Linked DNA regions of Homo sapiens: region 1 is linked to region 2. Evidence: chromatin loops called from intact Hi-C (ENCODE). Cell type or tissue: mesothelial cell of epicardium. All regions are shown on one strand. Each heading gives the region's core, and the rest is flanking DNA. Links, peaks and the distances in the headings are about the cores only.

What was found. Peaks named below come from ENCODE experiments on the same cell type or tissue, not always from the same donor. Only the 100,000 strongest peaks of a DNase experiment are listed, where the experiment ranks them.
Region 1: it touches region 2 in a loop (17-fold over the local background); 1 of 110 quality-filtered maps calls a loop at or near these places.

Annotation. Positions count from the first base shown.
Region 1 is chr2:211,984,009-211,990,456 of GRCh38, forward strand. All of the region lies in intron 2 of ERBB4 (erb-b2 receptor tyrosine kinase 4), which reads right to left. Among named protein-coding and RNA genes, the nearest start is that of MIR548F2, 440 kb to the right of the region's middle. In mesothelial cell of epicardium, for the core only: no CTCF peak of the experiment used is centred there; no DNase peak of the experiment used is centred there.
Region 2 is chr2:212,087,020-212,093,467 of GRCh38, forward strand. The region is part of intron 2 of ERBB4 (erb-b2 receptor tyrosine kinase 4); the gene reads right to left. Among named protein-coding and RNA genes, the nearest start is that of MIR548F2, 340 kb to the right of the region's middle. In mesothelial cell of epicardium, for the core only: no CTCF peak of the experiment used is centred there; a DNase peak (open chromatin) is centred at 2,625.

The DNA.
Region 1 (6,448 bases), core at 816-5,815, 100 kb before region 2:
AAATGCACTGCTCATAGTTTTGTAGGCTGGAAAATCTAAGATAAAATCCAAGAGTCAAGAAAATCCAAATCCAAGATCAAGGTGCCAGCAGATTCAGTGGCTGCTTGAGGGCTTGCTTTCTTCATCAAAGATGGTACGGATGGTGCCTTCTTGCCATGTCCTCACATGGTGGAAGGGTAATGAGAGCCCTTTCATATGTCTTTTATAGGAGCACTTATGCCATTCAAAGAGTAGAGCCCTCATGACTTAATCACTTCCCAAAGGCCCCACTTTTTAATATTATCATACCAGGAATTAGGTTCTAATGTATGAATCTTCAGGGGACACTCAGACTATAGCAGTGAAATAATTAAAATAACTAAAAATGAAAAAAGTATCTTTATAATAGCATATTATGCTCTGAAAATTGCATAATTTACAGTATTATAATAAGCCATTTTCAAAGGTACAGCAAAAGTTTGGAAATTCCTTCAAAGTAACACTAATCTAAACCCTGTACCTTAGGCTGTCATGTGTACATGTGCCCGTGTCTTTAATTAGATTATGAATTGCTGAAGGCAGAAATTCAGGTTTGTACTCAACATTGTGTCCTCAATGCCTAGTATGCTGATGGAATAAAGAAGGTATCTAATAAATGCTAACCAAAAAAAAATGAAGAATAATGTATAGCTATTTCTATCTTATTAGAATAAAACAACTTTCAGCCATGTTCAAAAGTTTAGCATATAACATTTTTTCTTTTTTTTTAGATGGAGTTTTGCTGGAGTACAATGGCACGACCTTGGCTCACTGCAACCTCCGCCTCCCAGGTTCAAGCAATTCTCCTGTCTCAGCCTCCCAAGTAGCTGGAATTACAGGTGCCCACCGCCATGCCCAGCTAATTTTTTATTTATTTATTTTTTTAGTGGAGACGGGGTTTCACCATGTTGCCCAGGCTGGTATCAAACTCCTGACCTCCGGTGATCCACCCACCTCGGCCCACGGCGCCTGGCCTGGCATATAACACTTAGAGTGTTATTGTTTTCATGGTAAATGTAACATAATTATATTTTGAAAAGCTAAGAAAAATTGTATGCATAATCCAAGCATGCTAACATACTCACTGACAAACATTTCGGTTTTGGCAACAAGACTCTTACCACTGTCGGAAACCTATTTAAGATGTTAATCCAGAATATTTAATTGTAAAAAGTACCCAGATTTGCACACTGGCAATGATATTGATAGTTTTCTGAATGTGATAGACTGAAGAGGGAAGTAAAGAAAGAAGGAAGGGAGTAAGAGAGGAAGGGAAGGAATGAAAAAATAATCTATTGGAAAAAAAGTCTTTTTCTTTACTCTTAATTTACTATCGAATCATTAGATTTTTCGGTATTTGTAATACTTCTGTTAAGTACAGTAAATTCAAGCATAAACATGGGAATATGCCTAAGATTGCTTTCTAGAACAACTCCAGCAGAACAGCTTCAAAGCCTCATTGACCAAATTGACCATCAGTAAAAGGGTTCATAAGTGGCAAATACAGAACTCATTACAGATGTGAGTAGAAGAAATTATTAAGTACTAAAAACATCTAAATGCCAAGTCAGCGAAGTCACTGCACCAGTTCCATAAAACTAGTGTCTCTTATGTATTAGAAGGATGAAAGGGGAAAATATAATTTAATTTAAATTATTATAAAATAATTTATTATTTTGGATATTTTTCAAAAAATATCCAAATGTAAACAAAAATTTATTTAAAAATACTCAAATAATTCCAAATCTTATGGGCAGTCATACTAAAAATCTTGCTTAAGAGAAAATTGAAAATACTACTAAAGCTCTAAAGTCATCACATTTTAAAATGTTGTATCGAAGGGATCTTTGAAATAATCTTGTCTGTACTGGTTTGAATACTGTTCCCAAAATTTCATGTCCACCCAGGACCTCAGACTGTGACCTTATTTGGAAATAGCAGATCTAATTTGTTAAGATCAGGTAGTACTGAATTAGGGTGGGCCTCCATCCAGTGATTTAGGTTTTCATAAGAAAAGAAAACAGATCTGCAGAGACAAACACATATGGCCATGTGAAGATGGAGGCAGAGGCTGAGTGGTGGGTCTACAAGTCAAAGAAATCCCAGGACTGCCAGCAATCACAGAAGTCAGGAGAAAGACCTGGAACAGATTCTTTCTCAGAGTATCAACAAGGAACCAATCCTGCATGACTCCTTGATGTTGGACTTCCAGTCTTCAGAACTGAGAGAAAAGAAATTTCTATGGTTTAAAGCTACTCGATTTGTGGCACTTTGTGAAGACAGCCCTAGGAAATGAATATACTATCCAATCATTTTTTGTGTGTGTAGAAGAGGAAAATGAGATCTTGAGAGGATAAATGATTTACTCAAGATCATATAGCTAATTATTGTTAGAACTCGTATTAGAATCTGTTGTCCATGAGGCAGTTTTTACTAAGTTTATGATTTATTAGACTCATGGCAACTGAGATTATATTGAACTAAAAGCACACGTGAGAGGAAGCCTTACATCAAAATTGATTTCCTTTCACATTCAAGTTAAATAATTTTAATTTCACACTTGAGAGTTAGCATAGCCTATTGGTTCAAGAACCTGGGCTCTAGGGCCAGATTTCCTAGCCTTGGAATTCTTTACTGTAATTTTCTCTGTGGCATAACAGGTACACTCAATGCATAGATTGTTGTTAGGATTCAATTAGGTAACACTTGCAAGCATCTAGAATAGTGCATGGCATACGGTGAAGGTTATATGATTTGGGGCTGTTTAATTGCTGAAAATTTTTACTAATTACATCTAAATATTTAAAATAACTGACTCTGGGTGAAGTAAAGTTTATTTAATATTTACAAAGACTCTGGTGGAATTAAGAACAAGTGATACTTCATATTCAAACAGATGTTTTAACAAAGATTCCAAGAATATACTAATAATATATAAAGTATGAAAACACAAAATATAAATATTAATGTAAGATACTAGTTCCAGTCATAAATGTAAAGAAATCTATCACACAGTGGGTGCAGTGGCTCACACGTGTAATCCCAAAACTTTGGGAGGCCGAGGTGGCTGGATCACCTGAGGTCAGAAGTTGAAGGCTGACCTAGCCAACATAGCAAAACCTGGTCTCTACTAAACACACAAAAATTAGCCAGGCTTGGTGGCAGATGCCTGTAGTCCCAGCTTCTTGGGAGGCTGAGGCAGGAGAATCACTTGAACCCAGGAGGTAGAGGTTGCAGTGAGCCGAGATCGTGCCACTATACTCCAGCCTGGGTGACAGAGGGAGACTCCATCTCAAGAAAAGACAAAAAAAAAAAAAAGAAAGAAATCTATCACCCATGATTATTTTATTTTATTTATCAAAAATTATGTTGCTAAATGTTTCAGTAAATAAATTGAGGTCTTTTAAAAACAATGGAAATTACAACTGGATTCAGATTAACTCAATGTTCAGGTTAAACGAATCTTAAAGAAAAAAAGGAAGGGAACATAGGAGAGAGAAATTTAATGAAGGAAGGGAGGAGGGTGTAAGAAAAGGAAGGAAAGAAGAGGAATCTATTGCAATCAAAATCAATTGTGATGAAGGCTGGTTTCCTAATTTTTTACATTTTTCCTACCTAATTTTATTTACACATTTTTATTTTCTAAGGCTAAAGAAAGTGAGACTGGAACAGGCAAAAAAAATGCAATTGTTTCTCATTTATTTCCAATACTCACAATGTATAATTACAAAGTATATTGCCAATCACTTAAACATTCTAATGCCTCAAATAATGTATAAGGTATTCAGCCAAAACTAACCTTTGAAATTAAAGAAAAACATTGTAAGAGGAAGTTTTTAATATCTTGTCCATTTAAAGGAAGTTTTACTTAAAGTAATTTATACAGTTCAGAACTCGCCACTAAAGTTCAACATTTCTAAGAGCTATACCTTTCTGTGACTTCATTTTTCTCAAGTGACATTACAAATTTCTGGTATTTATAACTTTTAAAATGTACTTGTTAGGGAAAATAACAATTAAGTTATTTTTAATGTTCTTTGCAAATTTTAATTAGGACTTTTTTATTATCAGGCTTGATTAAGGAAATAATTTATTAGAGCAGAAAAAGGTTTTAGAGAGCAAATGTTTATACTATTAATTAATGTCAGTTAGCTATGTGCTTACAATAAATTTTTAATTTTCAGACCTATTGTTATTAAAGGCACGGTGGTTTAAGAGTGAGTTCCAAATAACAAAGAGTACTTAAGTTCAAGTTCACACCGCTTACTAGTTTTATAATCTTGGGCAGTTGGATTCTCTCCAAGCCTCATCCCCTTATCCATAAAAGCAGGAATACAAATCCTAGCTACCTCAAAGTGCTGTAAAGGGTAAAATGATATAAGAAACATTAGCAGCAGTACAGTGTCTGTTATATAGTAAGTGTTTAGTAAAGAATACTTACTGATAACATATAAGCAATTTCTTTCCATTTGTGACAGTTATTTTGATGCCAAATATTAGAGGCTAGATATGCTTTACCTTTGCCCACATCTAGGCTCTCTCTGAGCTACTGATTCAAGTTTCTAAATTATTCTTTACAATTGAAGATGGGAATAAGACAGGTGTCAAACATTTTAATTCACTCCAGTGAGCCCAGTTAATGTTACATCATCTACCCAAGCAAAAGACTATGCTCTTCTCTCTTTCATTTGCTTCTCATTCTATTTTCCCTTTCCCTCTTCATCCACTTCTCTTTAAATGTAACTATTAAAGCTACTTTTATCAATCTTTGCATGTTTTCCAACCCCAAGGTCATTGGAGCTTAAGTTTTCCTGATAATCTTTTTTAAGGGATCTAAGTCTCTTTTGCTTATGTGCTCCTACGATCATGCATAAAATTGTTCTGGCTTATTTGCAATCTATTTTTTTCTAAAATGAAACCCCATGAATGAATTTTAACAGCATTTCTCTTCTTTAACAGAAACTCTAAGATGGTATTGTCATTTTTTCCAAGGTTCTTTTTTGTTCTATAGTCCCATTTATGTTTTATTTTTGGAATAGAACTATGTCCTTAACAAAAGTCCTCTAGATTCTTTCTCTGTTTTTTGAATGACAACAATTAGAAGAAGGTAAGACAAATATTTACCAGATGACCTACTTTGATTATAATGAGTTTCTAAAAAGATGTTAACATTGTTGAAGTCCCTATAAATCTTTACTGTGTCTTCTTGCAAAAAAGAAACAGCCAGGTCCTCAATCTTGCCAAGTATTTTATAAAATATTCCCTAGCAAAGCATTTGTTATTTTCTCCTTCTTGACTTTTTCTACTTGCTTCAATGGAAAAATTTTCCCAAAATCCAATACATTGATCATTTGAATTTTACAACTATCAAGATTTTAGACAACTGCTGCCCAACACTGTTATTTAAGATTCATCCTATGTTTCAATAATTATAATTGTTTCTCTATAATATTCTTAAAATAAATTTTATTCATATAATATTTCTTCTGTTTAATCAATTTAAAATAGTAAAGGTAAAAATCCTTTTTCTTGTCCCCTTTTTCAATTATGCTATGCATTGAAACTCTTTTACCAAGACCACCATCTTATTTCAAGTATGCACTATTAGTAGGGACCAAAAATTAGGATCACCCAGTAGGTGATTTGCTATGATATTAGGCATATTGATGATCCTGGAAGGGATGCAATCTAATCATATTCCATTCAATGAATAAATATGAGTTTTTATGAATAAAAAATGAGTCTTCAGTGAATGTTGTTAATAGCACTATATAAAAAGAACACAGCATTCACTTTCCTAACTCCACCCATGTCTTACTTGAATGCCTTCCTCAGGAACACAGCTCTCATTCATCCTATTAATATGAATTTGGTGTATAAAATTAGAGCAAAATGGAATCATTCATCCCTTAGCTTGCATTCACTACCAAATTTATAATACAAATTACCAACATCAATAACAGTAATATCCACAAGCAAAAATAATCCCTGTAAATAAGTATAACTAAGTTAGGAATGAAAAAAAAAATAGACAGAATATTGATATAAATGCTCATTAACCCCTTCCTGAATTATTTAAAAAGTAAAAGAGATGATTTATCAGATCATTTCCTATCATGAATTAAACAATTTCTAGGCATTTGAATAGATGTCTACTGAGGAAATGTGAAAGTGGATTTTTGTGTAGGTGACGAATTATAAAACACGATAGAAATCTGTATTGCATTATTATAATAAAAAAGCCATTAAAATATCTGGGGGGATTAAGATAGTTAGGTCTGTAGGAGTTACTGCCACTTCAATGTACTTGTGTATATTGTAGGCATCCCACTTATTTTTTCATACAGCACTATAAATGTTCCTTGAAAGCTATCTTAACATTCAGATTATTTGAAATAACTGTACATTTGTCACAAAATCCAACAAGAAT
Region 2 (6,448 bases), core at 461-5,460:
ATTCTCCAGGAAAGATGTATATCTTCCTGCTTCGGTGATGCAGAGAAAGGGAGCTTAAAAAGATCATCTGTTGATTGTTATGATTACAGTCCTCTATATGGAAAATGTGTCTATAAGCAAGATACTGACCTCTTATGACATCAACACACACATACACACACACACACACACACAAATATCTTCTAAAGGCCATCACCAAACTAAACTTCACTAAATAGTGAGTATGCAACATTTTTCCTATGTTGCTTAGAGACTTAGGAACACTTCCACAGAAAGCAAATAAAACTAGAAATATAAATGATTTATACTGTGATAAGTGGACTATCTGTATGTATAAATTAATGCAAACCAATGAACACAATTTATAGTAACAGTACTAACGCCACCAATTTCTAAACTACATTCTATAGCTATGATTCTGTCATCAGTCTTTGTTTCCATACCACATCATCATGGTTCCTGGCACATAGTAAGTGCTTAACAAATGTTTGGTGAATTAATAAAATCTATTAACAATCCTCACCCTGCTGGGTTTCTCTGTGACACTTCCAGCCACTCAGCACTCTACACAGTCCAAACCAGCTTGAGAGGTGAAAATTTGCACTCTAGTGGAAAGAGTTCTAAACAGGAGGCCGGGAGACAGGTTCTCAGTCTTAGATCCGTCTAGACATTTGCATTAACTTCCCTCATCTATAAAACATGTTTGCTGCACTAGATACTTCTAAGAGCTAAATTCTAATAACATTCTACATTTTTAAGGACAAAGAAGATGTTATAGATACATTTTAAAAGCAGAAAAGGGTTAGAATCCTAGCTTTACCATTTACTTGTGACTTTGGGCAATTTATTTAACCTCTAAACTTTAGTTCCTTTTTCTGTTAAAAAGGAATAATAATAACACTTACTTCATAGAACTGTTGTGAGAGTCAATTGAAATAATGCGTGTTAAGCTTCAGACACAGTGCCTGGCACTAAACACTCACAATCATTATTTGTTGCTATTGTTCTTACTATTTTTTATTTGTTGTGTTGTTTTTATATATCTGCTCTCTTCTCTGATCCAGGAACAAGTGGAAAGTTCATCATCTAATTAAAATCTGCTGGGAAAAGGCTATCAAGGAGACTAAACTCTGCAGGACAAATCAATGTAACAACACTATATATAAAGGGCAAATCGAGCAGTAACATCAAAGGGTTATTGAACTGTGTAGTCTTCAAACACTTTAATAAATAGAAGTTTCCTATTACAGGTATCACCTTATTATAATAGTAGGACATGAAGGAAATTTTAAACCACTTTAGAGGAGTCTGGGAATTATCATATTTATCAAAGGAAGATGTGGGTTTTAAAGATTAAACAGTGCTACTGGAAGAATTATTGTGAAAAATAAAAATGGATTGTCTATCACATGACAGGTACTAACCATAACAAGAATTCTCATAACCACACAAAATCACTAAATGAAGAAAGACAGAGTTGAATATGATGCAATCCTGCACGTGTCACAGAACCAGTAAACTTTAGAGATGAAATTCACACCCTGGTTGGTAGTCCCTGGGTAGCAGCTAAGAGTCTCAGGATATCATTACCCACTTCTTTGTGGTTGATACAGTTCTACTTCAAGAAACACCATTGCCAGTGAGAAAGCTACAAATATGGTGGTTATGACCAGGAACTTGAGAATCTAACAAGTGAAAAGACACATAATTCATAGAAATTACTTAAATGCCTATAAGAAATAGCTTTTATGTGTCTGAATTCTATTTTAAATTAAAAAATTACAAATACAAAAATGGTTTATTCATTGATTCATACAATGGACATGTGTTAAGCATTCTCATGTACCAGGTACGCTATTAGACACTCAGTTTACAGCAGTAACCAAAAGCAACCAGATTCCCTGCTCAGAGAAAGCTCAAATTCTAGGAAAAGATGAGGGGGACCTGAAAATACAGAAACAAAAACAAACAAATATGTAAAGTAGAATTCTGAAATAATAATAACAATAATAAAACTGGGGTTTCCATTTGCTACTACTGATCTGCATGTATATTAATTTTGTCAATAGTTGACAAAGGAAAGCAAATAGAAAAATACATTAAAAGCTAATATAAGACTATATACAAATACCAACCTGATTTCACATTTTGTATCAATTAAAATAGCTTTATTTTTTAAAATTGACTTCATAATATATAAGCTTAATGAATTTGAAATTTCAAAGTAAAAATATACTAATAAAATAGATGTCTGGGAATTCCACTTTGGGAAATACAAGTTCCAATCAACATTTAAACAACTTTTGGGATAGTGGTTAGTATTAGTGCTTATTCTTCCTGGCTGAATTGCACATTTTTAAGTTTGAGGAATATCTTCTGATATGATTTGGATTTGTGTCCCCACTGAAATCTCATGTCAAATTGTAACCCCCAATGTTGGAGGGGGAACCCTGTGGGAGGTAACTGGGTCATGGGGGTGAAGTCCTCATGCATGGTTTAGCACCATCTCTTCTTGGTACTGAATAGTGAGTGACTGCTCATGAGATCTGGTTGTTTAAAAGTATTTAGCACCTTCTGTCTCTCTCTGGAACCTGCTCCTGCCATGCAGATGTCTGTTCCCACTTTGACTTCTGCCATGAGTAAAAGCTCCCTGAGGCCTCCTCAGAAGCAGGCGCTGGTGACATGCTTCCTATACTGCCTGTGGAACCATGAGCCAATTAAGCTCTTTTCTTTGTAAATCACCCAGTCTCAGGTATTTGTTTACAGCAAAGGGAGATGGAAATAATACATCTTTACTCTTTTTGTGAGTTTGTTTCATCCAAGTTATATAATAGGTGAATCTTATGTAGTTTGTGCCTACTGAGTATTTTAATTGTTCTGAAATCTCTTTCTTTGATAAGAACAAGTTGCTTAGAGCAAGCAGCCTAGTACAAGGTGTGCTTATAAAATGTCTACCAGGCCTTCATTATTAAGGGTTTGCTATCTCCACAATGAAGTATGATTACTCAGCCTCTGCCTTTCCTGGTCAGATGTGTTAGTCCTATTCACAGCTGTCAGCCTATCAGAAACCTGCATGGAGATAAATGATGCCATTAGAACACATGGTCTGCTCAACAGACACTCAGTCTAGAAGCTGTGGCACTTTGATTTACTTATCTGAAAATAAACTCTACCAAATCTCCTCTAAAGATAATTCCCGTCAAGGAACTTAAACAAAAATACAATGCAATTGAAAATAAATGTTAAAATTATAAGCCTATTATTTGTAATCACTGCTATTATAACAGTTATTCAATGCCCATTGTACTATATTTCTTGAAACCTCTTTAACTTGTAGGAGTTGTAATAATTCTCCCTTACACACAGGTTTGAAACTTTCATGGCTCTATTTCTCCTTAGAGGAAAAACTGTTTCAGTCTTTAATATCCTCTAAAGCTCCCTGGAGGTCTAGTGATTGTCAGCTCAAACTGGTCTATCCTATAGAAGCATCTAGTCTTGGAACTTGGTCCCTGTGCCTTCAACTCCTGAAAACTGAGTCTCTGTCCTTGAAAGATTATAACTGATCACTCATTTAGACATGCTTGCTCCACAATTCTCCATCCTAGATGCATATTATAATCATATTCAGAGTTTAAAAACAAAACACTGATGCACAGGCCATACTTCCAGATTCCAATTTAATTCTTCCAAGTCTGTCCACTTCAGATGCTATTTAAAGGGCCCCATGAATGTACAATGCCTTCATCAACATGTCAGCTAACTGATGATTAAAACAAGGTTTACTATAAGGTAATACTAATTCTTGGGTTTTTGTTTCTTTCCTCTCTTCATGTCCACTATCTTTAGTGATTTGCTTCAATTGTTAAAACTGAACTAATGTGATGACATGTGCAATTCTTCTTTTTTCTAACAATCTCCACCCTTTTAAATTAATTCTTTATCTATCTTACGTTGTGTTGGTCACCTCACCCTTTTGGGGTGATTATTAATTTGACTTTAAAAACCATTACATATTCCCAGCAGGAGTTCATAACTGTTTCCCAAAACTGACAATGACACATACCTGACTTTCTGTATACAAAATGTGTAAATGTCTATACAGAAAACAGAATGTGAAAAATAATGGCATTTTCCTTGGCGTGACAGAGAGGGAAGAGGAAGCTGAAGAGCAGGAGACAGGTAAAAAAAAAAAAAAGTACAGAAAGATATATTAAGGTCAATTGATGTGGCAGGGATAAATCTTTTTCCAAAATTCAAGTATAGATTTATAGCTTATTTATTGCAATAAACTTAAATTACCTTAATCTAAGCTTAAGTTCGATTTTGAGCTCTTATTCTACCAGGCAGGTAAACTAAAACATCAGGTGATTGGGATATGACTTACATCCCTACTTCACTGACTTTTCCTTAAAGATCTATCCAATTTCCATGCAACTAGAAGGAATTACCAGGAATTGAGGTAGGGCAAATTTACTTGCAGTATTGTAACTCCCTCTTAACACTGCCAATGGTTGCTGTATCATTTTGCATGACCCCTGAAGGGTGAGATACTGTCTCAGGTTGAGAACTATTAGACTGATGGAAAGGAACAAAGGGCTTAAAGAAATATTGGACAAAAAATTGGCTAAAGTTCCCAGAGTAGGATCCAATCTATTTGTATATGTATAGTGAAACAAACATTGAAAAAAAATCATAAAATATTAACAATAGCTAGTTTTAGATTGGGAAATTATAAGTGATTTTTTAAAATTATTTTTTGTCTTTTGTTTGCCCATATTTTTGAAATAAACTTGATTTCCTTCATAATATGAAAATAATTTTAAAACATATCTTTAAAGTTTATAAGGCAAAGCAAAATTTATTACTTTTTTTTATTCAGAACTCCAGACAGTGTTCCCACTCTTTATATTAGTAAATGATCATTACGAAGCAAATACTCATCACTCTCAGTATTTTCTCTCTTCCTAATTATATGAAGATCCCACACGTGATATGTCTCCAGTTCCACTTCATTTAGGGAACCTCTGTGACCTTGGAAAAATTATTATAACTCTAGGTCACAGGTGGAGAGTTATTAGCAATGTCCTATGGGAAACAAATGTCTTTCCTAAAACTGCCTAATTATGATCATTGTGTGTACATAATTTTCATGTATTTTGTGAAGAACATCTTAAATGGTTTAGTTTAAATGCCATTAGGGAATTATACATAGTTATTAGAATTGTAGAACAGGATAGACTATTCACATAAAATGAGTCTCATTTACACATCAGATATTACACTGACTTGTTGACTGTTGCTCTTGTTCAGTGCTCAGAAATTATTAAAGTTTGGGAACTTAAAAAAGAAACACTTTCTGCTCCTTGGAGAATGGAATTATACCAGTGTTTTTATTTTTAGAGTGTTACAATCAAGTTCATATCAAGAAAACCAGATAGGACAAGGAGTTGAAAAGTTATTCCAATTTTTCTGACTTTTGTACCTCTTTATAGATCGAAGAGTGAAGACTCATGAGGCTAAGGAAAATGATATCGTTTACAGAAATAGAATTTTAAAATATATTGAATATATACAAATTTAACTAACACCAATCTGGTCTTCTTCCTACTACATTCCTGTATAGTATAATTATATTTGTTGATTAGATGGTTGAATACGTTGTATATGTTGAATGATGCTTTCTTAGTGGAAGTAATTTTAGGATATTGTAGTACAATAAAATTAGGCAATAAGTTGGAGTTGAACAATGAGAACACATGGACGCAGGGAGGGGAACATCACAACCGGGGCCTGTCAGGGGGCTAGGGGAGGGATAGCATTAGGAGAAATACCTAATGCAGATGATGAGTTGATGGGTGCAGCAAACCAACGTGGCACGTGTATACCAATGTAACAAACCTGCACATTCTGCACATGTACTCCAGAATTTAAAGTATAATAAGAAAAAATTAGGCAATACAGAAACACAGGGAAATTATTGATACGAATTCTAGGATGTTACTTCACATGTCTGATCACCTCAGTTTGCTTAACTACCAAATGTGGAGCTAGATGGCCTTTTTCCTCTCTTTTACATGGAAAATGCTTCCATACTTTTTTCTATTCCAGAAAGCAGGAACTATAACTTCAGAATAGACCCTATCAGAGGATATAGGCGAGCACATCCCAATGGAAAGTATCTCCAGAGAATGATTTATGTCATAACAATTTGGATTTGCTTATCAAGTACTTAACCTTGTGCTATGTGCTTTTTAATACATTAGGTCATTTAAACTTAATGAAAGTCCTATGAAGTGGATAATATTACTATCATTTCTACAGATTAAAAAATTAGAGAATTATTTTTCTCCATGCTTGTGAGAATAAACAACAACAACAATAACAACAAGAAACAGAACTCAGAAGATGCAAGATGAACCTCGAACCTAACTAAACTCTTGGAACCCAT